Linked DNA regions of Homo sapiens: region 1 is linked to region 2. Evidence: chromatin loops called from intact Hi-C (ENCODE). Cell type or tissue: upper lobe of right lung. All regions are shown on one strand. Links, peaks and the distances in the headings refer to the core of each region. The heading gives the core; the rest is flanking DNA. Region 1 overlaps ADARB1 (adenosine deaminase RNA specific B1). Region 2 overlaps POFUT2 (protein O-fucosyltransferase 2).

Region 1 (15,956 bases), core at 6,253-8,752, 60 kb before region 2:
TAACCCTGCAGCGCGTGCCACACTGTGCTGAGCATCTTCCCCTGCAGCCTGTGCCACACTGTGCTGAGCGTCTTCCCCTGCAGCCTGTGCCACACTGTGCTGAGCGTCTTCCCCTGAAGCGCATGCCACACTGTGCTGAGCGTCTAACCCTGCAGCGCGTGCCACACTGTGCTGAGCGTCTTCCCTTGCAGCCTGTGCCACACTGTGCTGAGCGTCTTCCCCTGCAGCGTGTGCCACACTGCTGAGCGTGTAACCCTGCAGCGCGTGCCACACTGCTGACGCCACTTCGTAAAATGCGCATGCGCCAGCCCCTCCCCTGAGACACTCCATGAAATTAGATTGGGCCACTCCAGAGGCCTCTCTCTGCCATCTGAATACCGCCCCCTCCCTCATCAAGCTCCTGGCTGCTTAGGGGCCCCTGCCCTGCCCCTCTGCCCTGGCTGCCCTTGCTGCTGTCCTGTGTCCCCTGCCCCCCAGGCTGGGACATGCGTTCCTCCCTCAGCCTCACAGCCCCCTCCTTTGGGGCTAAGCTTCAGGGTCACCCCAGGAGCATTCCTTCAAGTACATACACCCCTTTTTCTTTTTCACAGAACCCCGCCCTTTCTCCCAAATTGATTTTACCTCAATTTATAGTTCTTCATTTGTCTTTTTATTGCATTATTGTTTAGCTCCTGAGCTGTATCTCCCCCCAGGTACTTCACACCCTGTGTATGTAGCGCCCAGCAAAGGGTGCTCCAGACACAGCAACTCCCAGGCTGAGCAGAGCATCTCTGCTCTTTGTGGGGCTCAGAAAGAGAGAACAGGCATATTGTGAAGGCATGTGTGTGTTGGAGCTGATAATGAATACCTAAGTTGCCATTGGCATGCATCATTGGTGTCATGCATGTCAGCTGCACACGTGCAGTCGCTGTAAATCCCCACACCCTACCTGCCTGTGCATTCAGTGCCATTGTCACTTGCAGAGAACAGGAAATAAGCAGTTTAATGTTTTGAAGGACCTCTTGAAGAGCTGTCCTTTTTTAAGAAGTATAGTGGTCCCCGCTTCTCCGTAGATGTGTCTCAAGACCCCCAGTAGACTCCTGAAACTGTAGATAGTACTGAACCCTGTACGTGCTGGTATTTTTCCTGTAAGTACCTTCCTATATAAAGTTTAATTTATGATTAGACACAGTAAGAAATTAACAGTCACTAATAATAAAATAAGAGTGACTTGAACACAAGCACAGTGATGCTGTGGCCATCAATCTTATCACCAAGGCGACTGCTAATGGGCCAGCGGCATCTGCAACGTGGATGGTTCACATCCCGGGCTGGACAGCACAAGATCGCACCACACTCCTCAGAACGGCATACAGTTGAAAGTCTGGAAGTGTTTATTTCTGGAATTTTTCATTTAATATCTTCAGATCACGGTTGACAGTGAGTAACTGAAACCTCTGAAAGTGAAACCTCAGATAAGGGGACCTGCTATAATTAAATATGTAATTTCCTTTCTGATATTTCCCACAGATTTCTCACAAGAAACATATGTGGCTCATTGATTGTGGGAAAACGTAATGGTAAAAACAAACACAGTGTAAAATAACTTTTAAGTAGATTTTTGTCTTTGTGATCGTAAGCTGCTAAATCAGTCTGTTAACTTTTTGTTGCACTCCTTCGTCAGTTGGTTGGGATCCTGCGGAATTGCCAGTGCATCCCTGTAACCACGCAGGCTTGGGCTGGGCTGCGTCGACACTGAGTCCGAGCTCCCTGAAGACTGTGCTTTCTTCTCCCTCCAGCTGGAACGTGGTGGGCATCCAGGGATCCCTGCTCAGCATTTTCGTGGAGCCCATTTACTTCTCGAGCATCATCCTGGGCAGCCTTTACCACGGGGACCACCTTTCCAGGGCCATGTACCAGCGGATCTCCAACATAGAGGACCTGCCACCTCTCTACACCCTCAACAAGCCTTTGCTCAGTGGCAAGTATCTCTAGAGTGTGCTGATTTAATCTCTGTCTTGATTTTGCAATGTTTTCATCCTCATGAATGAAAAAAACACCACCTGAGCTGCTCTGTGGCTATCAAAAGAACATCAGAGTCCTTCTAAAGAGACCCAAGGTGATGTTTCTGAGGCTCTCCGGGCCTTGTCTCTAGGGCCTTTTAAGTGAGTCTCTCTGTAAGATTAATCTCCTTTACCAATCACAAACCTAGCCATTCATAGAAGAATTGATGGGTTCACACCTGTCATCCCAACACTTTGGGAGGCCAAGGCCTAGTGGATTGCTTGAGCCCAGAAGTTCAAGACCAGCCTGAGAAAAATGGCAAAACCCCATCTCTACAAAAAATACAAAAAAATCAGCCAGATGAGGTGGGGCATGCCTGTGGTCCCAGCTACTTGGGAGGCTGAGGTGGGAGGATCACCTGAGCCCAGGAGGTCAAGGTTGCAGTAAGCCAAGATTGTACCACTGCACTCCAGCCTGGACAACAGAGTGAGACCCTGTCTTTAAAAGAAAGAAAGAAAGAAAGAAAGAAATGAAAAATGAAAAGAATGAAATTATGACTGGGCTGGGCACCTGTCTGTTTTCCTCTCACTCAGGCACTGTATTCATTCCTGTCTCAGCAGCAGAGACTCAACAGACACTGAAAATTATGTCAGCATTGGCTTTCCCAGACTAACCCTGAGCCAGGTCTCCGGGACGTTTACGCTGTCTTAGAGCCACCAGGGTGTCCACAGCGGTGAGCTGCCTAGAGCCTGCCCTGGGCTCCCTGGAGAGGCCCTGTTGGCTCCGAGAGATGGTGACAGGTGGAACCAGGGGTGCCAATGGCAGGCAGAGGCTGTCTCCCTGGTGTCTGCACCTACCCTCGATTCCCTTCATTGCTGGTTTTCTTTTTTCTTTTTTTAGAATTTCAGTGGCTAACAGTAAAGTGAACAGGAGCTTTTGAATTCAAAGGTCCTAACTTCTAAGCTCACCTTTATTTAAAAGGACACAGTTAAGGTATTTTTATCTTTTTAAACATATAATTTCACTACTTTTTTAAAAGCTCAAAACTAAAACCATAATCCTAACCTGAAACACGTTTATTTTGGGGTGTGTGTGTGCTTGTGTTTGTGCTGCCTTGTTTTCTAGTGCCTGGCAACTAGCACGCCTTTAATTTGAGAAAAAGCAGTGTGGAATTTTATTTGAAAGCATGCCTGTCAGAGCACATGAAGGAGGCAGGGATGGGGAAAAACAGTTGTCTTTAATTAAATTTTACAGTTCCGTAACTTAACCATTGTGTTTTAAGAAAAACAAAATAGATAAAACTTGATGGTAGGTAGGTTGAAATTGTAGCATCAATGTCTTTTGAAGTATTTTGTTGTGTATTGGTGTGTGAATTTCTCATGATTCAGAAAATTTCCCTCTTTGCTCTCTGTCTTCTGTACTTGAGCAAAGAGTGCTTTAATTTTAGCTGTCACTCATCTTTTATATGCATAGATACTTAAAACATTGCATGTGGAATATGGGACACATAGGTGATACTCAAAAATAGTTGTTAATTAGGGCCTTGTTGAATAGCGCTGTCTAAGCAATATCTCATCCGTAACTAAAATCTGCAAAGACAGAATCATTTTGCTAAAGAAATTTTCTAAGATATTGAAAGTAGAGCTCATTTATAAAAGTCAGTGTATTTTTATCATATTTCACTTATGTGAAAAGCATCTATATCTGTTAAAAGACCTTGAAAGATAGTGTCTGCAAGATAGAGACTTCAAAGTTACTGATGCTGCTGTTTATCCTTTCCTCCTCAATATCTTCTCTGGTCTTTTTTTTTTTTTTTTTTTTTTTTTTTTTTTGAGACAGAGTCTTGCTCTATTGCCCAGGCTGGAGTGCAGTGGCGTGATCTTGGCTCACTGCAGCCTCCACTTCCCAGGTTCAAGCAATTGTCCTGCCTCAGCCTCCCAAGTAGCTGGGATTACAGGCGTGTGCCACCACAGCCAGCTAATTTTTGTATTTTTAGTAGAGACGGGGTTTCACCATGTTGACCAGGCTGGTCTTGAATTCCTGACCTCAGGTGATCTGTCCACCTCAGCCTCTCAAAGTGCTAGGATTACAGGCGTGAGCCACCGTGCCTGGCCTCCGTTATCTCTAATCTTGATAGCCTAAAGCACATTACCAAACCCCTCCCCTGGTCCCCGCTGCAGGGGGCTGTGCCGAGCTGATTCAGCAGCAGCAGAGAGAGCCTGGGTTGGAGCCATGAGGCTGCCCCTGCGTCAGCTCTGCCTCCTTGGAAGCTTCTGTGTCTCGGGTTCTTCATACGCCCAGTGGCAGGGATGGACCAGGCACCCCTTGCAATCCTTCTGGACAAATGTGCCACTGTCCTATGAAAATAAAAGGACACCACTCAAGCTCCAGGAGGCAGAACCTTAACTCAAATCTGAGCCAATAAACAATGTCACTCTAGCACCAAAGTCTATTTCAAAATGCAAACTATTTGAAATATCTTATTTTTGGTAAATGCTTTATTTTGGAAATGGGTTTTTGTTGTTGTTTCCCTGAAGAGAGTTCAGATCAGCAAAGCAAGTAGCTTTGGAGAAGACACCTTTAGACGAGGACTCCTGTGAATCAGCAGGACAGCGTAGCAGGACATTAGGTGAGCCACAGGGTGGAGCAGGATGGGAGGGCAGAGGCTTCTGCTTCAGAATTGAAGCCGAAGGCAAGTAATGCTGTGGGTGTTACTGGAGACAAAAGGAACCAAACAAGAAAAATCTGGAGAGGCAAATGTTGATGTCTTAATAGATTTGGGAGGTCACACTCTTTAAAAATGGGTCCCAAAGCAAAGCTCTCAAAACTTCATTAAAAGAAAAGTCTTACATTTGACAAGTGACCTGGACAGAGGAGCTACCAGGACATTGGCCCCCTTGCTGTGCACCTGCACTGTGCATCACAGCTCACGTCGTGTTTGTTACACTTTGTCACCTCACATTTTATTATAAAGGTCATTCCCGTGTTAAAAAGAGAGCGCGGTATGACAGCGCCTAGTGAATTGTAGTGTCTTTAGGGAGGAACAAAAATGGACATAAATGAATACAAAGAAAAGATTACCTGAAACTGGGAGCAAATCAAAGTAAAAATGTAGGGATAGGGTGTTGCTTTCTTTTAAAAAGATAATGCTGTCAGGATTAAAGTGAGAAGAATTTAATTTTCATTTCAGCCTGAACACTAGTTTTACTTTCAGAAAGGTTCTTGGTGCCAAGCTGTGACACTTTTGCCTTTGTGGGTATACACACTTGGTACCCTTGCTTAGCACTGTGGAAGAGGAAGTCTCTCGAGCTTTCTCAGACTTTCTCTCAAATGAGTTTCACATCCAGCACTTGCAAGTTTCAGGACAATTCCAGCTTCTTATTTATGTCCATTGATCTCCTGAGTGTGAGCTCCTCAGCTGGCCCAGTTTGTTGTCCAACGCTCACTAAGATAAACCAAGAAGAAGGAGCAGGGTGCCCAAATGCCGCATGCGATGGCTCTGGGGACCTTGTTGACAGACAGCCTGCTCCGGGGTTTGCAGACAAGGCTTCCTATCCTGCTGGTTTTCATGTTGAATGTTGGCACGAAACGTTAACAAACAAGGCTACATGATGGGGTAGGGTCCTTGTGAAGAGCTTGCATTTAGGTATCTCTGGGAGGACAGCACAGGGACCCAAGGGGGCTGGCAGCAGGCCCAGGTGTGTGGCAGGAAGAAGGCAGGTGCCTGCTGAGCTGCTATCCACCCGAGACCATTTGACATTATGGGCAGGAAGAGCAAGGGAAGCTGGTTTAATGAGGCCCTGGCTGGAGTGAGAGAGAAGGAACATCACTGTGAGAGTGTGGAAAGTGTGTGTGTGTATGTGTGCGTGTGTGTGTGTGTGAGTGCATGTGAGTGTGTGCATGAGTGCGTGTGTGTATGAGTGTGTGTGCATGTGTGTGTGCACGCTCACATGAGTGTATGAGAGAGAGAGTGTGTGTGTGTGTGTATGCGTATTCTCCAGGTAAGAGCAGGCACCGGGGTTGTGGGAAAGAGGTGTCAGTAATGTGAGTTTCCTCCTTGCCCTGGTTTCTAGGAGGAGTGAACGTGCCATGAGTCATTGTAGAAGAGAACGACCACCAAGCTTGGCTCCAAGTACAGAATCATTCTTTTCATCTGACAATTTTTCTTTCCATTTTACTTTCTGTTTTCCTCCCCTTTGCTTTTGCTGGACCGATTAAATTGTCTTTCCCCTTTCTTCCGACTGGTGGGAAGTTCTAAATCTTATTTCTATTCTGACCAGTGGTTACCCCAATTTTTTAAAACAAATATGTTTAAATCACTTTGAAAAAATGTTGGCATCAAGAATTAATATTTGTAAAGATCCAAACTTGGGAAAAGCTGAAATATTGGGCTCATTTTTATTCCACACTCTTCCCATCCTCATCTTCCTAGATTCTGATGACATCATCTTGAGTTTTAGAAACTCATTTTATCGTGCTTTTTTTTTAAAAGCCTTTCGTAATGAGTCACATAGCCTCATGATCAACAATTGTTTAGATGAAGCCGTAAGAGCTCCTGGTTTCTCTTCTAACCAGTTTTCTGTAGCCAGTGCTCCTGCCCTTAACTCCACATCCAGATTTATTTTTCACTTTGCTGGAATATATCCTTAATTGGGGTGACAGGGTGATTTCTTGGTTGGTTGTTTTTGTTTGGTTTTTGGAGAAAAGTCCTGTGTGGGTGGGGCCCTGGATCTTGATGTTACCTGGCCCTTGCCTGTGTGCCAGGTGGACTGGGGACTGTGGATGTCTGGGCTCTGCCCTACCCCAAGGACACGTCAAGACCTCCATGCCACCCCTCCATGGTCACCCTTTGTCACAGAGCCAGTTTGAGTTTCTTTCCTTTCTAGAAGGTACCTCCTTGTTTTCTCTCCTGTAGCGTTACATTTATCTATTTTCCCTAAAATTCAGGAATTTCAACAGATTAAGCCTAGGTGTGTGGTTAGTTTGTTTGAGTTTCTTTCCTACTTACTACCCTGAACCCTCTGATCTGGATTGTTGAGTCTTCACTTCTGAGAAGTTTCCTTCTGTCCTGTCACTTCTGCTAGAAGCATCTTCTCTGCCCTCTCTGTTGTCCCTGAAAATGCTGCTGAGCAGAACTCACAGGCCTGTGACCAGTGTCTCTCCTCTCATCTGATGTGCTTTTTTGACTGTACTGCATTCTAAGAGAATGCCTGACTTCTGTCACCATCTCAGGAGTGAACTGTTTTCCCCGCGGAGCAGGCTCCCCGGGAGCTCATGCCTGGCCCACTTCCCTGCACCACGGCCGCCACACGGCTCCGTCTCTTGCTCTAGTTCTCCTTTCTGGGAGAGTGACTCCATTTGGGGCTCGTCATCTCTGTTGGGTTTTCAGTGGCTGCATTTGGGGTTCCTCATGTCTGTTGGGTTTTCAGTTCTCCTTTTGCATACTGAGAGAACAACTTTCTAGTGATTGGAACTGTCTAGAAAAGTTTCCTGAAAGGAATTGAGCTCCCCTGACTGGAAGAGTTCAGGTTGGAATTGGATGGACACTGTTGTTACGGACACGGTGATAGGGGATCTGGCTGAAAGGATTAACCCACGTGATCTCCAGGTGTCTTCTAAACTCGAGATCCTACGGAGTGCAGTTTGCTTGTTTTTAAATTCTCTGTGCAGATGACTGTAATGCTACAGTACAGTTACCATTACCTATTGTATCAATGACACTTTTGAAGGTTTTTAAAAATAATAATAGTTACACTTCACTGACTGCCGTCCTCAGGCCATCTCCCGGGCATGCATGTGCTCAAGTCAGGAGCCAGATTCTTACATGCTTCCCTGAATCCACGCCGCAGCCCTGTGGGCCGGGCCTGCCGTCACCCTTCACAGTGGAAGCAGCCGCAGCCGGCAGACACCACGAGGCTTGCAGCTCACAGCCATATTCCACTGTCCCTAGGACAAGTACAGCTTGAACCCACATCCCACCTTTCACCACCCCAAGCCTTGCCTCCCATGGACGAAGACAGTGCACGAGAGTGCCTTGGGGCTCCCCCAGGAGCTGCTTCAGGAAAAGGAGGAGCTGGCAGGATCACTGTGAGCCTCTCAGCCCCACTCCCCCGGCTGCTCCCCTTCATCTACATCCAGTTAGCATCTCCTGCCCATGCAGCTCTCTGGACATGAGCCCACCTCACTCAGGACCACAGCTCTGAGGCTCCTTCCACAGCTGGTGTTCTAAAACCCTGAGGTCTCCTTTGAGAAAGGACTGTTATGTGGCCAGAGGTCCTCTGTGTAAAGCCCTCAGCACCTGGCTGGGGTTAGTGGACAACCAGGACAAGGCACTTCCGAGCTGGCAGAGAAAGCCTGAGAGCAGCCCTGGGGAGTGGGCTGGAAGGGTCAGGAGAACCCAGCCATCTTGCTCTGTACGGATTCTAATGGCTTGTGTTTATTTCTCTGTCAGCTCAAGGGCTGCCCTTAAGACGATCACAATGAAAGGCTCAAAGGTGCTCTGCTCTCAGCTTAAATGGCAGGTTGGTTTTGGACCCAGAGGGGCTCAGAGGCTCCCTCCTGTGTTGCATGGCCTGTATCATCCTCACTGGGGGTGCTGTGCACAGTTTTCCTTATACTGTAACTTATGCCCAGGTCTTGACTCTTTCTTATTTGCAGAATAAAGGCCACTTTCAGTCGAGATTGTAAGTACACATTTTCCTTGATCCACTAATGAATGTCTGATAGTTTCTATAACATGAACCCATAATAACCCTAAAATATCCATTAATCATTATGTATATTATTCATTTTTGATTACCCTACTGTATGAGGAACCTATTGGAAAATACCTTTAGGGTAGAAATAAGAAAAAACATCAATGCCAGCTCTTCTGAGTTTTTTAATTGTAGCAGTTATTAGGCCAATTCACAGTTTCTCTGTGTTTTTGCTTTAAAAGTTCTGATTCAGCACACTTAATTTACAACAACAGAGGGATTCTCGTTACCAGCCAAGTTGTTCTTGCTTTTATTGGTTTCTGTACCGCGGCCTGGGATTAACTCATTACCCTAGTTCCCTCTTTGCAGGCTGGAAAGATAAGCATCTCACTCACGTCAGCCCCCACACTGCACTGGCCTCAGGGACTCGTAGACGTATGCGCTTATGACCATTTAGGGGCTTTCTGCCCCAGAAAAAGCGTATGGTTAGTATTGGAAGCTCGGGCTATTTTCTTTTTTCCTTGTTTCCTCCATTTTTGTTTCAAGATGGGACTTGATTTAACTTAAAATATAAAAAATATTTTGTACTATTGGGATCTTATATTTTTTGTTAATCATTTAGTTTTAGTGAAAAATATTGTAATTCTAAGGTTTAAGTATCATTCAACAGTAATCCTTTATTTTGATGAGAAGTAGTGGAATTGCAAAGGAAGATAATATAAGCGTTATCCATTTGTTTATGAAAGATTCAATTCCATTATGGTCAGAGATTCCCCAGCAGTTTAAATGGACACCCTCTCTTCTAGCCATTCCCCCACAAAAGAAATCCTTCCTGATTCTGTCTGCTTGAAGGGTGTGACCTTGAACATGCTCCTGGGGCTGCCGCCTCTACAGAGTGACAGCTCAGGGACCTGCAGGAACTCAGAACATGCAGGCAGGTGCTGGAGGTAGGGCAGGTGTGCTGGTAAGATGGATGACCTCAGTTCCACTGGCAAAACTGTGCCACAGGAGAAACCTGAGCGTGTGGTAAAAACCACCCCAGCAGCAATCAGTAAATGCAGGAACAGTGACCTCAGGAAGACATGAGGCTCCTACCAGTGCCTGTGATGAGGCCAGCCCAGCCCTGTGTGTGGTTAGGGCACACCTGACCACCCCGACAACCAGGGAAGGACGGTGTTGGAGCTCTGAGTTCTTGGCATGAGGACATGATCTTGGCTGATTGTTTTCCTTCAGACCTTCTGCAGAATTGAATGCACATCAAAGAAACAAGCAGAAGAAACCATGCCAGCTACTTGTATTGAATAAAAGTATTTTACTTACAAACTTGGATTATCAAACTTATGAGGAAAATAACACAAAAGAGAAAGATCTATATGAGAAAACAGAACAACTGAAAGAAACAATTTAGAAAACAAGAGAAATAAGTAATGATAAATCTTATTAGTATGTTATTTAGTAAGTGCTGAAATCAAATATTAATTTGAAGGTCTAGAAAATATTCAGTATTTTTTGAGTGTGCAGTGGGCATGGTTCTGGGTGTTGGGATTTTGCAGTGCACAGGACAAACAAAACCTCTTCCTCATGGAGCTTTTGCTCTGATGAGGGCAGGGGGATGGTGAAGTCAGATAAGTCTCAGATAACTTGGAACAGAAAGGCAGAATTATGAGACAGTGGCCAGGGTGCTGCCCAAAACCTACCCAATCAGAATCTCAGAGGTAGGATTCAATGTGCTTATTGTTTAAAGCTTCATATCTGATTCTACTGAACATATCTGCTTAAGAACTACAAAATATATATTGGCTGTCTCTGGGTTTTATAGCTTTAATTTTCTAAGGTTTGTGTGAATTTTTGGAATTGTCCATAGTGAGCAAATGTTATTTTTTTAATGAGAACAATTTTTTTTATTTTTAAATTATCTTTAGTGTCTTTTCACAACTTTATTGAGGTATAATTGGCATATGATAAACTGCATATTTAAAGTATACAATTTGATACATTTTGGCCTATGTTTAGGTCTGTGCAACCATCACCACAATAAAGATAATGAGTATACTTAATCCACTTCAAAATTGTCTTAGTACTCCTTCATAATCCCTCCCTCTCCCCGATCCCCATTCCCATCCCCAGTATGTACCATCTGTCTATATAGATGAGTTTGCATTTTCTGGGATTTTACATAAATGTCATCATAAGGTTTGCACCGTTTTGGTCTAGCTTATTTCACTCAGTTTAATCACTTGGAGATTGATCTATGTTGTTGGGTTTATCCATAGTTCATTCCTTTTCATTGCTAAGTAGCATTGCACTGGGTGGATAAACCACAATTTGTTTTTCCCTTGAAATATTGATGGATATTTAGGTTGTCTCCAGTCTTTTAATATTATAAAGCTGCTGAGAACATTTCTGTACAAATCTTTGGGCGCTTACTTCCATTTCTCTTTAGTAGATACCTAGGAGTGGAATGGCTGAATCCTAAGATAGGTGTATGTTGAACTTTTTAGAAAACTATTAACCTGTTTTCCAAAATGGTTGTACCATTTTCACATTACCACCACTAGTGTGCGGGAGTTGTAGTTCTGTCACTTATATGCCGGCACGCAGTACGAGCGGTTGCTTTAGAAATTTTAGCAGGTGTTTAGTGATATTCCATTGTGCTTTTAATTTGCATTGCTCTGATGACTAATGAAGTTGAATGCCCTTTCACATGCTGATTTGCCATCCCTGTGCCTTCTTCAATAAACTGTTCAAAACTTATGCACATTTTTACTGAGTTGTTTAACATCTTATTACTGGGTTTTGAGAGTTATTTATATTTTCTAGATACAGATCCTTTATCAGATATATGATTTGAAAAATGCTTTCTCCCAATCAGTGGCTTGTCTTTTAATTCTCTTCATAGTGTCTTACGCAAACCACATAATTTTAATTTTGACAAAATCTAATTTATAGAAATTTTCTTTGATGGATCATGCTTTTGATATTATGTCTAAGAAATATTTGCCTAAGTCAGTACTACAAAGATTTCTTCTTATATTCTTGGAAATTTTACAGTTGCAGTTTTTACATTTAAGACTATATTTCACTTGAGTTCATGTTTGTGTAGGGTATGAAGGATGAACTGAAGTTCATTTTTTGGCATGTAAGATATCCAGTTGATTTAGCACCATTTAGTGAAAGGTTCCTCATTTCTTCATGGAATTGCCTTGTGCCCTTGTCAAAAATCAGCTGGCATGTATATATACATGTGGGTCTGTTTCTGGACTCTGTTGTTTGCCTTTAATCTCTTTGTCTAAAGGCCAGTATTACATTGTCATGATTACTATAGTTTTATTATAAGTTTTGAGGTCAGGTAGAGTTAGTCTTCCAACTTTGTACTTTTTCAAAGTTGTCTTGGCTGCTTAGGTCCTTTTTGTATTTCCATAGCAATTTTATAGTCCACTCATCAGTTCTACATCCTTATTGCACTGGTTAGGACCTCCAGTACAATGTTGAGTAGAAGTGATGACAGCAGACATCCTTCTCTTACATGTCATCTTGGGGGAACACATTCAGTCTTTCACCATTAGGTATGATGTTGGCTGTAGGATTTTTTATTGCTGTTTTTTGTTTTAGAGACAAGGTCTCACTCTTTCACCCAGGCTGGAGTGCAGTAACGTGATCATAGCTCATTGTAACCTGAAACTCCTGGGCCCAAGTGATCCTCCTGTCTCAGCCTCCTGAGTAGCTGGGACTACAGGTGCATGCCACCATGCCTGGTTCATTTTTAAATTTTTTATAGAGACAATGTCTTCCTATGTTGCCCAGATTGGTCTTGAACTCCTGGCCTCAAGCAACCCGCCTGCCTCAGTCTCCCAAAGTGCTGAGATTATAGGAATGATCCACCATATCTGGCTGCTGTAGGTTTTTTACAGATGTCTTTATCAGCTCAAGACATTTTTTTTTTCTATTTATAGCTTACTCAGCGTTTTTAATCAAGAATGTATGCTGGATTTTGTCTGATGCTTTTTTTCTGCTCTTAGATGACTGTTGTCATTGCAGTGACTTAGGCCTATAGTCCCAGCTACTTGGGAACTAAGGCAGGAGGATCACTTGAGCCCTGGAGTTTGAGGCCATCCTGGGCAATGTAGTGAGACCCCATCTGAAACAACAACAACAAAAAATGAGATGAGCATTTAGTTCATTTTTCAGTTTGCTAGTGGTGACGTTAAAAAAAAATTAAACCAACTTTGCATCTTGGGATAAACGTTATATGGTTATTATGTGCTATTCTTTTTATATATTGTTGGATTCAGTTTGCTAAAATTTCATTTAGAATTTTTGTATTTATATTTGTCTGTAGGGATATTGGGCTATCATTTTAGTTTAATGTCTTTGTCAGGCATAAAATGAGTTGGGGTGCATTTCTTTCTCTTCAGTTTTCTGGAAGAGTTTGTTTGGATTTGGTATTATTTCTTTAAATATATGGTTAAATTCACCAGTGAAACCATTGGGCCTGAAGTTTGCTTTGTAAGAAAATTCTAACTACAATTTATTTTTCTATAATAGATTTAGGGCTATTCATGTTATCTGTTTTTATCTTTTTTCTTGAGTAAGCTTCAGTAATTTGTCTTTCAGGGAATTTGTCCATTTCATCTAATTTGTCTAATATATTGGCATAAAAGCATTCAGAATATTCATTTTAATATCTGTGATATCTCTAATGATATCGTCTTATCCCTTATATTGATGATTTGTATCTTCTCTTGGTTGTTTTTTTCTGATCAGTCTAGCTGGAAGTTTTTCAATTCTGTTTGTCTCTAAGTGCCAACTTTTAGGTTCAGTGATTTTTGTCTTTTGTTTTATATTTCAATAATTTTTACTCTGATTTTAATTATTTCTTTTTTTTCCGCTTACCTGGTGTTTCAATTGCCCATCTTTTTGTAGTTTTTTAAGGTGCTAGTTGAGGTCATTGTTTTAAGACCCTTTTTACTGCTTTTGTAGCATTTAAAAATTATGATATGTTTTCATTTTCACTTATATTAAAATACTTTGTCCCTTGGGTTATTTAGAAGTCTGCTATTTAGTTTCAAAATACTAGGGATTTTACAGAGATCTTTCTGTTGTTGGTTTTTTAGTTTCATTTAATGACTTCAGTCCTTTTAAATTTATTAGACTTGGTTTTATGGACCAGAATATGATCTATCTTTATAAGTGTTCCACAAAACTTGAAAGAATGTGAATCTGCCACTTTGGGGTAGAGTGATCTGTAAATGTTGATTAGGCCAAGTTGTTTGATTATACTATTTATTTTCTTTTATATTCTTACCGATCTTCTACTTGGTCTATCAGTTATTGAGAGGCAGGATTGAAAATCTCTTAGTTATAATTGTACATTATCTATTTCTTCCCCTTTTTTAGAGTTTTTACTTCCTGTATTTTGTAGCTCTGTGATTAGATGCATAAAAATGTAGGATTGTTGGTTTATCTTAATAAACCGACCTCCTTTACCATTATATGATGACCCTCTTTATTTCTGGTAATAGTGTTTGTTCTGAAATTTGTTTTGAGATTAATATAACCTCCTCAACTTTCTTTTGATTAGTGTTAGCACAGTGTATCTTCTATCCCTTTATATTAAAGTACTTTATCTTAAAAATATGTTTCTTATAGACATATATTTATATATATTTATATGTTTGGATCTTGCTTCTCTCTCCCACCATGGACAATCTCTGCCTTTTCACTGAGGTACTTAGACCATTTACATTTATTGTGATTATTGATATTATTAGGTTTAAATTTCATCTTGCTACTTATTTTCTACGTGTTTCATATGTTCTTTGTTCACTTTTTCCTCATTTTCTTACTGCTTTTGCCTTAATTGGGTGTGTTTGATGATTCCATTTTGACTCCTTCTTGACTTTTGAGCTGTAACTTTTGTTAATTTGGTGGTGGTTTTTAGGGTTTATAGTATGCATTCTTACCACGATCTCCCTTCAAGTGATATTATACTACTTCACATATAGTAAAAGAACCTTACAACAGGATACTTTCGTTTTTCCATTCCCAACCTTTGTGGTATTGTTTTCAGACACTTTTGCATGTGTTAAAAAAATCCACATCTTATTATTTTCATCTTAATAATTATCTTTTAAAGGAATTTAAATAATAAGAAAAAAACCTCTTGTATATTTATCCATGTAGCTATCATTTCCAGGGCTCTTCATTCTTTGTATAGATCTGGATTTCCATTTTGGTATCATTTTTTCTTCTGGCTGGAGGACTTCCTTTTACATTCCTTGTAGCACAAGTCTTCTGATGATGAATTATTTCAGCTTTGGTATGTCTGGGAAAGTATTTTGCTTTCATTTTGAAGTATATTTTGCTGTACAAATATATTTCTGCTGGAATGGCAGGGTCCTTTTTCTCCTTTAAGCACTTTAAAGACATTGCTTCCCTGACTTGTTGTTTGCGTTGTTTCCAGTAAGAAATGTGTTGTTATCTTTATTCCTCTGTGTGTTTTTTGCTCTGGGTTTGCTTAAGATTTTCTCTTAATACTAGTGTTGAACAATTTGTTCTGTTGTGCTTTGGTATATAGTTTTATTCATGTTTCTTGTGCTTGGGATTCATTGAAATTCTTTAATCCATGGGTTTGTTGGTTTCATGAAATTTGGAAATTTTTTATTCATCTTTCTTCAGATATATTTTCCGTTCCCCCTTCTCTCTCCTCACCGTCATGAAATCTAATTACACATATTTCACCCTACCTAAACCTGCCCCATATCACTGATTTTCTGTTCTTTTTTTCTCTCTTTGTGTTTCATTTTTGGTAGTTTCTGTTACTGTGTCTTTAAGTTCACTAATCTTTTCTTCTGCGGTTTCTATTCTGTGGTTAGTCCCATCAAGTGTATTTTTTATCTAATACATTGTAGTTTTCCTCTCTAGAAATTTGGCTTAGGCCTTTTTATATCTTTATGTCTGTATCTTCTATATGTGAATGTCAGGCACTTTTCCATTCTCTCAGGAGGCTGTTTCCCAGCCTTGATTGAGTAACATGCCTACTCTGATCAGTGCTCCGCAGGATATTCAAGGACACCCTCTGCGTATCTCCAGGGCTCACTCTGTCTGCATGTCTCTTCCTTCCGGTACTCTGTCTTATGAAATCTGGCTGACTTGGTTTCCCTTGACTCTCAATTCAGGGGATCTGCTACACTCTGCCTGGGTTCCTTACTCTGAACAGTGAACTGTCATCTGGGTTTTGATATCTCTCCAAGGGAGGGATAAATGGTCATTGAAAGC
Region 2 (15,956 bases), core at 8,524-11,023:
TAAGTGACAAGGGCATATCTTCACAGGTAGTGACAAGGAGCTCCACTGGCCAGGTCATAAAACAAATCTGTGAAGTCTGGTCCACATGACAGCACTGTCATTGTGCCTACCATCCCCAATCTTGCAGACTGGTGGAAAGCACAGATGGCATCAACTGGCAGAATTTCAGGAAGCACTAAAATTGCCCCGGCCAAAGGCACTTCCTCTGGTCCTTCTGAATCTAAGGTCTGCACCTTTTGGAAACTGCAAGTTGTCACCTTTTGAAATGATCACTGGAGGGCCAATGCATAGAGTCCCTTCTGCTTTTAATAGTCCACTGATGAAAGGAGACATGCTCCAGTATTGTAAAGGAATAATGAAGGCTGTCCACGCAAGTCATACCCTGGTCAGACAATCTTTACACAGTGTGTTCCCAGTTGATAAAGGCACCAGACATCACAACCTTCAGCCTGATCATTTTCTCTATTGGAAAAGACATTTACAAAAAGATTTCCTTCAACCTCAGTGAAGAGTCCACATCAGGTACTCCTTACCCATCCCTGTGCTGCCAAACTAAAAGGTGTTGACCCTTGGATTGAGGTTTCTCATTTAAAGAAACCTCTACCCCTGCTGGAATTCGGACAATCACCTGAAATGAAAACTGACCCAAAAGTGAAGCAGATGACAGTTGAGCTTGACTGAGGTCACGTCCCCAACGAGGGACATGACTCCCTGGGACAAGTCCCTCCCAGCAACAAGGGACATCATCACATTCACCAACTGATCTGTGACACTTTCTGGAGGAAGAACTTGGTCAAAAGGGGGAAATGTGAAAGAAAATGAAGTCACTAATGCTGAGGCTAAGTGGAACTGGGCGGCTGCGGGAGGCCTGCATTCACACGGCTGACGGCCAGTCCACAGGACGCGCCCGTAGACTTGGACCAACAGCTGAAGTCAGCCCCTGACGGCCTTCACATCTCCCAGCTGGGAGTGCCCTTAAGAACTAACCCATCAGAATGGGTTTCATTTAGGATTTCTGCCCAGCCAATGAACTACCTCCAAAACCCCTTTGTGGAAATCCCCTAAACAAATCTCTCCAGGCCGGGCGAGGTGGCTCACACCTATATTCCCAGCACTTTGGGAGGCTGAGGTGGGAGGATCACCTGAGGTCAGAAGTTCGAGACCAGCCTGGCCAACATGGTGAAACCTCATCTCTACTAAAAATACAAAAATTAGTCAGGGGTGGTGGTGCACACCTGTAGTCCCAGCTACTCAGGAGGCTGAGGCAGGAGAATCGCTTGAACCCAGGAGATGGAGGTTGCAGTGAGCTGAGATCACGCCACTGCACTCCAGCCTGGGCAACAGAGTGAGACTCCGTCTCAAAGAGAAAAACCAAAACTCTCGTGTTTGCTTTCTAGGACACTACTCAGGGCCACCGTGACTCAGCTTACCCAAATTACAATCCTTTGTTTCCCAAATAAATGCTTAATACTATTAAAAGTGAACAATGAAAAAGCAGATTCAAAACCTATTCAAATGGTTCTAACTCAATGTGTTAGTACAGTCACAGCTGCTTACTGAAAACACACACTTGGTCTACTTCAGGAAGACGTGTGGAGAAAGGGTGAAGGGTGAGCCACTGGGCCCAGCTCACCACACGACGGCCCCCTGTGCTTGTGTGCGCCCCAACTCACAGTGACAACACTCCGGCCATGCCTCTGCGTGTTGGCTTGGTGTCATCTGCATTGCACTGGAGTGAAACAGGGTCAGGCTGCCACCATTCACACAAACTTTAAAAATGAAACCTTTATCAAGGGAACATCTTTGGACTGTTTTTAAAACCTTTGGAACCATGACTTGGAGCTGGCAGAACAGGCTGTGGCTGTGGACTTCAGCACTACCAACAGTGCTGAAAACACTATGATTTACATCCATTCCAAGTTGCAAGTCCATCTTTTCTTCCTGCAACAAAAGACCATTAGCTTAAAAAAGGGAGCGGGTTCCATCATCCTTGCAGCAGCTAAGACAACCCCTTGGGGTCCACCTGGGCTCCCAGCCCCACCTTCCTGATGTTCAGACCCAGCAACTCCTTCCAGGGATACCGCAGGCACTCAGGTCCTCTTGTTAAATTAAATTTGGCCTAAAGCTGCCTCCATTCTTTGCATTTCTGCCTAGTGAATTGCAACCTAACGAAGCATGTAAACAAACTCAACCTAATAAGTCTATTTTGTAACAAGTAGCTGAGTCTGTCATAAGCTGCCAGTGGGTCAGACCACACCCACAGGTGGCAGACGCCCAGCCGTAGCCAATCAGGCTGTTTCCGTGTCTCACTTCCGTGTTCTGTCTGTAAGTGCTGCCTGCCCGTGCTGCTGAGTGGAGCTCGCTGAACCTCTCCCGGTTCTGAGTGCAATTCATGAACTGTTCTTTGTTCAAATAAACTCTAAAGTTTTTCTTTTTTTGAGACAGAGGAGTCTCACTCTGTTGCCCAGACGAGTGCAGTGGCACAATCTCAGCTCATGGCAACCTCCGCCTCCCGGATTCAAGTGATTCTCCTGCCCCAGCCTCCCAAGTAGCTGGGATTACACACATGCACCACCACGCCCACTAGGCTAATTTTTTTTTTATTTATTTTTTCTTTTTAGTAGAGACGGGATTTCACGTTGGCTGGGCTGGTCTCGAACTCCTGACCTAAAGCAATCCAACCGCCTTGACCTCCCAAAGTGCTGGGATTACAGGTGTGAGCCACCACGTCCAGCATAAAGTTTTTCAACACTCTTGACCATTGCGTCTCACCCGGACCACGCAACAGCCTCCTCACCAGCCTCCGGCTTCCAGGCTATTCCCTGCACAGTGGCCACATCACACCCTACGCTGCTCAGACCCTGCAGCGGCCCTCCTACGCACAGATCCTCCTGATGCATCAGTGGCCCAGCTGCTCCATCTGGGACACCAGCTTCTCTCCGCCTTGGCCGTATGAGCCCTGGGGGCCTCTGTATTCATTGTTCCCGGCCATTGCGAGTTATAGCCCCCCCAGCCTTCCTGAGCCCCTCCCAACCTCCCACCACCTCCAGGCTTTCTCCACGCGAGTTCTGCAGCATTTACCAGCACCTACCACACAATCTTCTCACTGGCTGGTCTTTTCCCACCACAATTAAACTCCCAAAGGCCATACTGCCATCTCCTATGTGCCTAAAAACCTGGCAGTTTTACACCTGAGGGATTCTTTCCCCAAAGAGGCCTCCCAGCAGTCTAATGAACAGAGGAGGGCTGGCTGCTGTTGATGACGAGGACTTACAGGGCCCCTTGAGCACACCCAGGCCACACTGGGGGCCCAGGGGCTCTGGCAGAAGTGGTGTCCTGATGTAGATGCCACAGCACTCGCAGGCCAGCAGGAGCGGCCCCTACCCTGTTCCTCCATGCCTGGTCACCATCCGCTTTCTGGGAGATCCGAAAAGGTTCTTCCACCTTCCGCTGTGTGGCAGGAAATGAGTCTAATGAGTCTACACTCCACAGCTACCAACTTCCATAAAGCAGTTTATTTTTCTTAAAAAGGAAGGTACATGGTCACAGTCCAAAATGTTTTATACAGCTCTCAGCCTGGAAAATGCAACTGATGAAAAAGGCACTGTTTCTAGAACAAATGGAAAAAGAATAAATATGTCATCATTTACCCTGCACAGCTTTGAGTAACACCATAGGACCCTGTCACACGTTCAGGGTCAATTTTAAAAGCTTGAGAAGACACAGCAAGGTGATGTCCTAGACTAGCCAGGCTCCGAAAGGAAGAGCTGTCTGTCCCTCCTAACTGTCCTCTCTCTGTCACAGGTGTCCATGTCACTGTTCCTCTAGCAGATGTGGAAAGTGGCTGCTCAGTGAGGACTCAGCCCCCACCAACCTGACTGAGGGTCACACGACACCATGGTGGAAAGTCACAAAGGGTAACGGGCCAAGAGGGTGAGGGGGGCTCCCTGACCCTGAGGACCCCTGAGGCACTGCTGCACCTTCCACGGATTCTGTGTCTAGCGTTGCCCTCTTTGCAGATGCCCCTCGTGGTGGTGGCACAAAGACCTAAAAATGATTTCTGTAAAATGGGTACAAGGAGCTCCCTGATAAAGCAGCTCATCCTAGACAGCCTTTTGGAGTTAGCGTAACTGTCCTTCCTCATTTCTAGTTCTCAATAGCGAATGGCAGACCTGGAGGCCCCATGTGCACCTGCCAGCCGGGGCGAGGGCAGGGACGGCCAGCCGGGCGAGGGCGGGGCAGTCGGGGTGAGGGTGGGGCGGGGCAGTCGGGGCGAGGGAGGGGTGGCCAGTGGGGGCGAGGGTGGGTGGCCAGCCGGGCCTGGTGTGAGGAGCAGAGCTGCAAGTTTCCTACAGACAATCCACTGAGTGCCCCAGAGACGTCACTGAAAAACTTCCCAGTGCTCTGACGTGCCAGCAGTAGGGCCTGAACTGTCATCCCTCCACGGGGCTCCCTGAGGCCTCAGGCCCTTTCCTTTGCAGCACCAGGTCTGCCTTGCACGCATCCCAGGAGGAAACACACAGGCAGCCTCCTGCTGCGCGGAGGGCAACGGAGAGATTCATGAGGCCCCTGGTCGCTCTGCAGACATTTAAAATGACGCTTCTCCTTGCACCAGCTCCCAGGGAAATGTCAGCCCGGGTCCACCTGACGGAGGGCAGCTCACCCGCCTGCATCTATCCTCAATGCACTTAAAATATGAAGACATGAAAGGTGGCTGGAAAGGCCAGAGCGGGAGCCTGACAAACACTCCTGCTTCTGGGTCACCACGCGGGCACTGCTGGCAACCGAGCTGTGGGTTCACAGACGCTGCCTGAAAACAACCGCCACCCCCGAGAGCAGCGGAGCCTCTTCATCAGCCATGGCGGCTGGCAACGCCGAGGACGGAGCCCAGCTCTAGAGGCGTGGGGCCTCTTCTGGGCCTGGGACCCTGCGAGGGACGGTCCTGTCCGCCCAGCTCCCGGCTGGCAGTAGACGGTGACTCCACGGCGACAGAACCTGCATCCACCCGCGCCTGTCGGGTCCGGGGAGCGGCCCTGGAGGATCCTCCTCAGTAGGTGATCTTCCAGTGGGTGGGTTGCTCACACGCCTTCTCTTGGTCTCCGCAGAACCTGTTGTACGTCGTCTTGGGGTCCAACCCCAGGATTTCTCTTTCCTCATGAATCCGAAAAGAAAATGTTGAGACTGAGGTGCCAATAAAAAACCTGCAAAGGATCACAGAGGTTCCAGAGTCAGGGAGAACTGGCGTCACAGAGGTTCCAGAGTCAGGGAGAACTGAGAGGAGCAGCTGAGTGAAATGAGTTCCACAGTTACATGGAACCAACACGGCCGTCCCCCGAGCACCCACCAGCCGGCCGCCCCCTTGCTGGCACCCCTCGCTCAGGTGCCCTCGACATCGGCGCCCTGAGGGGCTCTGCCTGGTGCTGCAGCCCCATCCACACCCCACAGTCAGCAGCCGCCACGCTCCTGTCCCACCGCATGTCCCCCTGGGAGCCCTCCTCTCCGTCACCAAATCCCAGGCCAGGCACGCCAGTGCAGGTCGAATACCTCCTGGGGGTCACATGGTGAACAATGAGAGATTCCTACTAACCACACACTGTCTAGCCAGGGCATGGCGGGTCCTTATCCTGAGGCACAGTAGACATCACGGAGGTCAAGGCCCCCTCCACACACACGCTGTATGGGCTGGTGGGGACACCCTTCTCCAGGGGTTTCTCCAGACCTCAGGTCAGCGGCCTGCCCGTTCCTCCGGCTCCTGCGCAGCTGGTCTCTGGCTCTCCAGCGGCACTTCATGAACTTCGTGAACAAGCAAACCCCAGAGATGTTTCCAGAGCAAATGTAACATGCACAGCGCTGTACACAGAGCCACAGGGCCAGCAGGCCACACAGGCCTGTATGCTGCTGCGGGGTGCAGCACTGGTGGGGAGACCCTCACCACCCCACACACAGGGGCCTGCCAGAGCAGGCCGCGCCGGCCCGGAGGCAGGGCAGCTTCAGTGAGCTGGGCCGAGCGCTTCGCGCAGCTGAGGGCAGGAGGCTGAGAGCTCAGTGCGAAGCCTCCCCACAGCAGGCTTCCTGGGCTGCGGAGACAGCACCGCCAAGGTCGCAGTCAAAATCCCAAGGCCACACCTGAGAAGCAGGGGTGAGTTCGTAACTGGGCTCCTGCACACCTCCGCCCTGACCTAAGAAGTCAGCGCTGCATCCTGTCTGCTTAACAGGGAAAGGGACCCACACCCAGCAGACAGCATCACCCGGAGCCTCTGTGGGTCTTACACACCATGCCCAGAACACCACAGGAAATAGCAGATGTGTGAAGAGGCACCGGCTCAGGGCGCTCAGCATTCCTCGGGCAGGAGAGAGACAGACTAACCCACAGAGACGCACGCGTGTGCACAGTGCTAACCACGGGGAAGATCATTCCCTCTACTTTCATTTTCCATTTAACTCAAACCGTTTCACCCTAACCCCAGCCTTCATCTCCTATGCAGATGGGCAGGCAGGTCTTTGGAGGAACAGAGGCCCAGGCGTACCTCCCACAGCAACCCCAGAGGAATGACTGCACGCAGGGCCCACGCTCCCGGCCTCTGGGACGCTCACGGCAGCCCCACGAGAATGATCACACGAGGGCCCACGCTCCCGGCCTCGGGGACGCTCACGGCAGCCCCACAAGAACGATCACACGAGGGCCCATGCTCCCAGCCTTGGGGACGCTCATGGCAGCCCCACGAGAATGATCACACGAGGGCCCACGCTCCCGGCCTCGGGGACGCTCACGGATGCTCAACAACACAGCAACAAGGACATGCCCAAGTCCAGGGCACGGGCAACTCTCAGGGCAGGGGGCAGACAGGGGCAGAAACCGGGAATGATGGGAAAATGCGACACAAGAAGAGGTTCTGAGACGAGGCCAGCTATGCCAACAGCCTGCTATGGAGGAATTCTGTGCATGAGAACTAAAGGGGCAAGATGAACAATTAACTTCAGCCCAGGGAAACACTGAACCAGATGCTACAGGAGACTCAGACGAGGAGGCAAACAGTATGGAAATGACCACTGTGAACACAGGCGACCATCTGCTCTGACACCGAGTACTTGGGACAGAAGAACCTTTGAAAGCCACCCGACCCGCTCTCGGCCGACAGTGACGTGGGCAGGCACCTGGCGTGTGCGCAGATCCACTGGTCAATAATCGCAACGCCTCCGTCCTTGTAGAGCTCCAGCTCCTCCCACGTGGGTTCAAACCTCACCATCTCGGGTAACAGCTTTTTTAGCTCTTCATATTCTGCAAAGTAGAAGGAGAGACCCTTTGAACCGGGATCCTCCAGTAAGGACAGATACGTGACTCTTTAGCAGACAGACATGCGTACTTGGCTTCTGGTTAATTCGTTAGGAACTGGCTCCAAAGGTGCAGACACACAACTCAGCTTTACCCTCCCAGGAATTACAGTTGAAGATCATGCAGATCTTCATGGATCTGGGTAGTTCCAGGTCTACCCAGAACAGAACCAGGGATCAAGAAGAAAGGAAAGAAACGTGCTCCCTCTCCCTCTCCTTCTCCCTCTCCCTCTCCCCACGGTCTCCCTCTCTTTCCACGGTCTCCCTCTCATGCGGAGCCAAAGCTGGACTGTGCTGCTGCCATCTCGGCTCACTGCAACCTCCCTGCCTGGTTCTCCTGCCTCAGCCTGCCGAGTGCCTGCGATTGCAGGCACGCGCCACCACGCCTGACTGGTTTTGGTGGAGACGGGGTTTCGCTGTGTTGGCCGGGCCGGTCTCCAGCCCCTAACCGCGAGTGATCCGCCAGCCTCGGCCTCCCGAGGTGCTGGGATTGCAGACGGAGTCTCGTTCACTCAGTGCTCGATGGTGCCCAGGCTGGAGTGCAGTGGCGTGATCTCGGCTCGCTACAACCTACACCTCCCAGCCGCCTGCCTTGGCCTCCCAAAGTGCCAAGATTGCAGCCTCTGCCCGGCCGCCACCCCATCTGGGAAGTGAGGAGTGTCTCTGCCTGGCCGCCCATCGTCTGGGATGTGAGGAGCCCCTCTGCCTGGCTGCCCAGTCTGGAAAGTGAGGAGCATCTCCGCCCGGCCGCCATCCCATCTAGGAAGTGAGGAGCACCTCTTTCCGGCCGCCATCACATCTAGGAAGTGAGGAGCGTCTCTGCCCAGCCGCCCATCGTCTGAGATGTGGGGAGCGCCTCTGCCCCGCCGCCCCATCTGGGATGTGAGGAGCGCCTCTGCCTGGCCACGACCCCGTCTGGGAGGTGAGGAGCGTCTCTGCCCGGCCGCCCCGTCTGAGAAGTGAGGAGCCTCTCCGCCCGGCAGCCACCCCATCTGGGAAGTGAGGAGCGTCTCCGCCCGGCAGCCACCCCGTCCGGGAGGGAGGTGGGGGGGTCAGCCCTCCGCCCGGCCAGCCGCCCCGTCCGGGAGGGAGGTGGGGGGGTCAGCACCCCGGGCGGCCAGCCGCCCCGTCCGGGAGGGAGGTGGGGGGGTCAGCCCCCCGCCTGGCCAGCCGCCCCGTCCGGGAGGTGAGGGGCGCCTCTGCCCGGCCGCCCCTACTGGGAAGCAAAGAGCCCCTCTGCCCGGCCAGCCGCCCCGTCTGGGAGGGAGGTGGGGGGGTCAGCCCCCCGCCTGGCCAGCCGCCCCGTCCGGGAGGTGAGGGGCGCCTCTGCCCGGCCGCCCCTACTGGGAAGTGAAGAGCCCCTCTGCCCGGCCAGCCGCCCCGTCTGGGAGGGAGGTGGGGGGGTCAGCCCCCCGCCCGGCCAGCCGCCCCGTCCGGGAGGTGAGGGGCGCCTCTGCCCGGCCGCCCCTACTGGGAAGTGAAGAGCCCCTCTGCCCGGCCACCACCCCGTCTGGGAGGGGTACCCAACAGCTCATTGAGAACAGGCCAGGATGACAATGGCGGCTTTGTGGAATAGAAAGGCGGGAAAGGTGGGGAAAAGATTGAGAAATCGGATGGTTGCCGTGTCTGTGTAGAAAGAAGTAGACATGGGAGACTTTTCATTTTGTTCTGCACTAAGAAAAATTCTTCTGCCTTGGGATCCTGTTGATCTGTGACCTTACCCCCAACCCTGTGCTCTCTGAAACATGTGCTGTGTCCACTCAGGGTTAAATGGATTAAGGGCGGTACAAGATGTGCTTTGTTAAACAGACGCTTGAAGGCAGCATGCTCGTTAAGAGTCATCACCAATCCCTAATCTCAAGTAATCAGGGACACAAACACTGCGGAAGGCCGCAGGGTCCTCTGCCTAGGAAAACCAGAGACCTTTGTTCACTTGTTTATCTGCTGACCTTCCCTCCACTATTGTTCCATGACCCTGCCAAAATCCCCGTCTGTGAGAAACACCCAAGAATTATCAATAAAAAAAATAAATTAAAAGAAAGGAAAGAAACGAAAGCATTGAAGCTCCATACCCTTTCTGACGGCATCTGTGGCCACAAACACCTTGTCCAGCCGGTGGGTCTTCATGAGGCTGCGGATCTTCCTCACGGCCCCTTCCAGACTGGGTACATCCTGTCTGTGACCCCAGATGAAATCTTTTCTTCTCAGGTGGACTCCCAGGTAGGGGCCCCCTAGCGCGGAGCCCAGCTTGACCTAGCAAAGAACCACAAGGAAATGCAGAAGCTGACAGGCGGGCTCGGGGCTCATCCTGGGCACCGGGTGGGACTCGAGACGCAGAGGGATGACCCTTTCCATGTGGCCTCCTCCACGGGGTGGCTCCAGGGCTGTCTAAGGGATTCAGGTGGAATCTCGGGGGCGACCAGATGTCTTTCTAAGAAGACAGTGAAGCAGTATTAATTACCAGAAATCATTTTATCTGAGGTAAAGAAAAATATTTAAAAAGAGAACAGCATGTGGAGGCTCACGCTGTGAACTTTTCCTCCGAGAACCACCGCAGGGACGTGCCACAAAGAGTTCACGGATCCTGTGGACAAAGCAGCTCACAGCTGCAAACTCCCCGGGAGCCAGAATGCTCTGCTGCCCTCTTGACAGTGCCACCTCCTGGCTGGAGGCCACCAACGCAAATGGCTACAGCAAATTCTAACCAACAACCCTGCTCCAAGGAAGGAGAAAGCAACAGCTAATCCCACCACCTGCAACCTCCTGGCTGTCCACAGGTCCCGAGTCTGTCCACGTGACAACTTCACTGCAGCATAACCAGCATTCGAGAAAGCCAGTGCACTCAACAAAACTACAACCAAGGACCCCCCCAGAGTCCACTTCACTCCCCCGCCACCTCCAGCAGAGCAGGTGCTGGAACCCATGGCTGGGAGACCCGAAGACGGATCACAGCACAGGACTCTCCGCAGACATTCCCCAGCAGCATCCCAGGGCCTGGTAGCCCCACTGGGTGGCTAGACCCAGAAGAGCAATAACAATCACTGCAGCCCAGCTCTCAGGGAGCCCCATCCCTAGGGGAAGGCGAAGAGCGCCACAGAGCACCCCGTGGGATAAAAGAATCTGAACAGTAGCCCGTGAGTTCCAGATCTTTCCACTGAAGTAGTCTGCCCAAATGAGAAGCAGGCAGAAAAGCAATTGTGATAATATGACAAAACAAGGTTCTATAGTACCCCCAAAAGATCATAGTAGCTCCCCAGCAATGGATCCAAACCAGGAAGAAATCTCTCAATTGCCAGATAAAGAATTCCGAAGGTTCATTATTAAGCTACTCAAGGACATACCAGACAAAGGTGAAAACCAACTTAAAGAAATTAAAAAAAAAACAACAACAACAATATGGATGAAAAATGCTCCAGATAACTAGGTATCTTAAAGGAAAAACAATTGCAACTTCTGGAAATGAAAGACACACTTAAAGAAACGAAATACACTGGAAAGTTTCAATAATAGACTAGAACAGGAGAAGAAAGAGCTTCAGAGCTCGAAGACAAGGTTTTCAAATTAGCCCAATCCAACAAACAAGAAAAAAGAATAGTAAAAAAAATGAACAAAGCCTCCAAGAAATTTGGAATTATGTTAAACAACCAAACCTAAGGATAATTGGTGTTCCTGAGGAAGAAGAGTAATCTAAAAGTTTGGAAAACTTATTTGAGGGAATAATTGAGGAAAACTTACCTGGTCTTGCTAGAGATCTAGACATCCAAATACAGGAAGCTCAAAGAATACCTGGGCAATTCATCACAAAAAGATCATCTCCTAGGCACACAGTCATCAGGTTATCTAAAGTCAAGATGAAGGAAAGAATCTTAAGAGCTGTGAGCCAAAAGCACCAGGTAACCTATAAAGGAAAACCTATCAGATTCACAGCAGATTTCTCAGCAGAAACCTACAAGCTACAAGGGACTGGGGTCCTATCTTCAGCCTCCACAAACAAAGTAATTATCAGCCAAGAATTTTATATCCAGCAAAACTAAGCTTCATAAATGAAGGAGAGATCATCTTTTTCAGACAAACAAATGCTGAGAGAATTCACCACTCCCAAAGCCAGCTCTACAAGAAATGTTAAAGAAGTTCTAAATCTTGAAACAAAACCTCAAAATACGCCAAAATAGAACCTTCTTAAAGCATAAATCTCACAGGGCATATAAAACAACGCAATGAAAAAGAAAGAAAACAGAGTATTCAGGCAGCAACTAGTATGATGAATAGAATACAGTACCTCACACCTCAATACCAAAGTTGAATGTAAATGGCTTAGAGACTCCACTTAAGAGAAACAGAATGGCAGAATGGAAAAAAATCCACCTGAAAGCTGTGAGGCAAAAGTCTTCAAGAGACTGACCTAACACATAAGGACTCACACAAACTTAAGGTAAAGGGGTGGAAAAAGATACTCCATGCAAATGGACACCAAAAGCGAGTACAGTAGTATTCTTATATCAGACAAAACAGACTTTAAAGCAACAACAGTTAAAAAAGATGGAGGAACATTATATAATGATAAAAGGATCAGTCCAACGGGAGAATGCCACAATCCTAATTATACATGCACCTAACACTGGAGCTACCAAATTTATAAAACAATTACTACTAGACCTAAAAAATGAGATAGACAGCAATACAACATAAGTGGGGACTTCAATACTCCACTGACAGCACTGGACAGGTCATCAAGACAGAAAGCCAACAAAGAAACAATAGACTCAAACTATACCCTGGAACAAGTGGACTAAAATATTTACAGAACATTCTACGCAACAGCTGCAGAATATACATTCTGTTCGTAAGCATATGGAACGTTATCCAAGATAAACCATATGATTGGCCACAAAACAAGCCTCAATAAATTTAAGAAAATCAAAATTATGTCAAGTACCCTCTCAGACCACAGTGGAGTAAAACTGGAAATTAAATCCAAAAGGAACCCTCAAAACTATACAAACACATGGAAATTAAATAATCTGCTCCTGATCTTTGGGTCAACAATGAAATTAAGATGGAAATTTAAAAATTCTTTGAACTGAACAATAACACTGACATAACTTATCAAAACCCCTGGGACACAGCAAAAGTGGTGCCAAGAGGAAAATTCACAGCATTAAATGCTTACATCAAAAAATCTGAAAGAGCACAGACAATCTAAGGTCATACCTCAAGGAATGAGAGAAACAAGGACAAACCCAAACCCAGCAGAAGAAAACCACCAAGATGAGAGCAGAACTAAATGAAATTGAAATGAACAGACAAAAAAATACAAAAGTTAAATGAAACAATAAGCTGGTTCTCTGAAAAGATAAACAACATTGATAGACCATTAGTGAGATTAATGAAGAAGAGAGAAGATCCAAATAAGGTCAATTAGAAACAAAACGGGAGATATTACAGTCGATACCATAGAAACACAAAATAATCATCCAAGGCTACTATGAACACTTTTATGCGCACAAACTGGAAAATCAAGAGGATAAATTCCTGGAAATACACAACCCTTCTAGATATAGACCAGGAAGAAATATAAACTCTGAACAGACCAATAACAAGTAGTGAGATTGAGACAGTAATTTAAAAATTGCCAACAAAAAAAGTCCAGGACCCAATGAATTCACAGCTGAAATCAGACACTGAAAGAAGAAGTGGTATCAATTCTACTGAAACTATTCCAAAAGACAGAGAAAGAGGGAATCCTCCATAAATCAACAGACCAATATCCCTGATGAACATAGATGCAAAAATCCTTAACAAAATACTAGCTAACCGAATCCAACAACATATCAAAAAGATAACACAACATGATCAAATGGGTATCATACCAGGGATGCAGGGATGGTTTAACATATCCAAGTCAACAAATGTGACACACCACCTAAACAGCACTAAAAACAAAAATCATATGATCATTTCAATAGATGCAGAAGAGGCATTTGACAAAATCCGGCATTGCTTTAAGATTAAAACCCTCAGCAAAGGTGGCATAGAAGGGACATACCTCAAGATAATAAAAGTCATCTATGACAAATCCAAAGCCAACATTATACTGACGGGGGAAAAGTTGAAAGCATTCACCCTGAGAACTGGAGCAAGACAAGGATGCCCACTCTCACCACTTCTATTCAACATAGTACTAGAAGTCCTAGTCAGGGCAATCAGACAAGAGAAAGAAATAAACGGCATCCAAATCAGTAAAGAGGAAGTCAAACTGTCACTGTTCACTGATGATATAATTGTATACCTAGGAAACCCTAAAGACTCATCCAAAAAGCTCCCAGATCTGATAAATGAATTCAGTAAAGTTTCAGGACACAAAATCAATGTACACAACTCAGTAGCACTGCTACACACCAACAACAACCAAGCTGAGAATCAAACCAAGAACTCAACTCCTTTTACAACAGCTGCAAACAAACAAACAAACAAAAACAACCAAAAAAACCCACAAAACTTGATCTCTACAAGGAAAATTACAAAACACTGCTGAAAGAATTCATAGACAACAAAAACTAATGGAAATACATCCCATGCTCATGGATGGGTAGAATCAATATTGTGAAAATGACCATACTACAAAAGCAATCTATCAGTGCAATTCCCATCAAAATGCCATCATCATTCTTCACAGAACTAGAAAAAACAAAAACCTAAAATTCATATGGAACCAAAACAGAGCCTACATAGCCAAAGCAAAACTACTAAGCAAAAAGTACAAATCTGGAAGTACACAATACTCAACTTCAAACTATCCTACAAGGCTATAGTTACCAAAACAGCATGGTACCGCTATAAAAATAGGTACCTAGACCAGTGGAGCAGAAGAGAACCCAGAAATAAAGCCAAATACTTACAGCCAACTGATCTTCGACAAAGCAAACAAAAACATAAAGTGGGGAAAGGACATTCTATTCAAAAATGGTGTGGGGATATTGGCAGCCCACATGTAGAAGAATGAAACTGGATCATCAACTCAAGGTGGATTAAAGACTTAAATCTAAGACCTGAAATCATAAAAATTCTAGACGATAACATCAGAAAAACTCTTCTAGACACTGGCTTAGGCAAAGAGTTCCTGACCAAGAACCCAAAGCAAATGCAACAAAAACAAACATTAATAGATAGGGCATAATTAAACTAAAAAGCTTCTGCACGGCAAAAGAAACAATCAGCGAACAGCTCCCAGAGTGGGAGGAAATACTTGCACACTTTGCATCCGACCAAGGACTAATATCCAGAATCTACAAGGAAATGAAACAGATCAGCATGAAAAAACAAATAATCCCATCAAAACATAGGCTAGGGACAGGAATAGACAATTCTCAAGATACACAAATGGCCAACAAACGTATGAAAAAATGCTTAACTTCACTAATGATCAGGGAAATGCAAATGAAAACCACAACAGGATACTACCTTACTCCTGCAAGAATGGCCATAATTTAAAAACCCAAAAATAATGGATGTCGGCACGGATGCAGTGAAAGGGATACTGCGACACTCCTGGTGGGAATGTCAACTAGTACAACCATTGTGGAAAACAGTGTGGAGATTCCTTAAAGAGCTAAAAGTAGAACTACCATTTGATCCAGCAATCCCACTGCTGGGTATCTACCCAGAGGAAAAGAAGCCACTATATGAAAAAGACACTTGCATATGCATGTTTATAGCAGCACAATCCACAGCTGCAAAAACATGGAACCGGCCTGAATGCCCATTGACCAATGAGTGGATAAAGAAAATGTGGTACATCAGCCATAACAAGGAACGAAATGAATGCATTTGCAGCAACCTGGATGGAGCTGGAGACCATTATTCTAAGTGAAGTAACTCAGGAATGGAAAACCAAATATTGTATGTTCTCACGGGAACTAAGCTATGAGGATGTAAAGGCATAAGAATGACACAATGGACTTTGGGGACTCGAGGGGAAGAGTGGAGGGGGTGAGGGATAAAAGACTACACATTGGGGACAGTGTACACTGCTCGGGTGATGGGTGTACCAAAATCTCAGAAACTACCACTTTATCCATGTAACCAAACACCACCTGCTCCCCAAAAATGATTAAGGCTAAAAAAAAAAAATGATAAAATAAGCCAGGCACAGTGGCTCACGCCTGTAATCCCAGCACTCTGGGAGGCCAAGGCGGGTGGATTACTTGAGGTCAGGAGTTTGAGACCAGCCTGGCCAACATGGGAAAATCCTGTCTGTACTCAAAATACAAAAATTAGCCGGGTGCGGTGGCACGCGCCTGTGATCCCAGCTACTCGGGAGGCTGAGGCAGGAGAATTGCTTGAACCCGGGAGGCAGAGGTTGCAGTGAGCTGAGATCGTGTCACTGCACTCCGGCCTGGGCGACAGAGTGAGACTCTGTCTCAAAACGAAAACAAAAACAAATTAATTAAATAAAATTAAAAATAAAATTAAAAAGAATAAAAAAAAAACACTGAAAAGAAACACAAGTGGGATAAAAATGAAAAAAAATCTTCTATATTTTTTCCCCAGTAAAAACTGTCCAAGTAACTTAATTATTGCTGGAACAATGAATGCTATTCCACTTGGAAATAGCTCAAATACCC

What was found. Hi-C counts contacts between places; a loop is a spot of excess contacts. Peaks named below come from ENCODE experiments on the same cell type or tissue, not always from the same donor. Only the 100,000 strongest peaks of a DNase experiment are listed, where the experiment ranks them.
Region 1: a loop joins it to region 2, with 5 times the contacts of the local background. A loop is called at or near these places in 2 of 110 quality-filtered maps.

What each region holds. Positions count from the first base shown.
Region 1 is chr21:45,202,777-45,218,732 of GRCh38, forward strand. ADARB1 (adenosine deaminase RNA specific B1) reads left to right here. Exons shown (of 11, transcript NM_001112.4): 9 at 1,779-1,960. Among named protein-coding and RNA genes, the nearest start is that of LINC00334, 24 kb to the right of the region's middle. RefSeq lists enhancers at 51-668, 4,184-4,683. In upper lobe of right lung, for the core only: no CTCF peak of the experiment used is centred there; a DNase peak (open chromatin) is centred at 7,275.
Region 2 is chr21:45,260,435-45,276,390 of GRCh38, forward strand. It overlaps POFUT2 (protein O-fucosyltransferase 2), which reads right to left. Exons shown (of 9, transcript NM_133635.6): 7 at 9,405-9,585; 8 at 7,156-7,279; 9 at 3,501-5,201. The coding sequence ends at 5,048. Among named protein-coding and RNA genes, the nearest start is that of POFUT2, 19 kb to the right of the region's middle. In upper lobe of right lung, for the core only: a CTCF peak has its summit at 9,978 (motif pointing left); no DNase peak of the experiment used is centred there.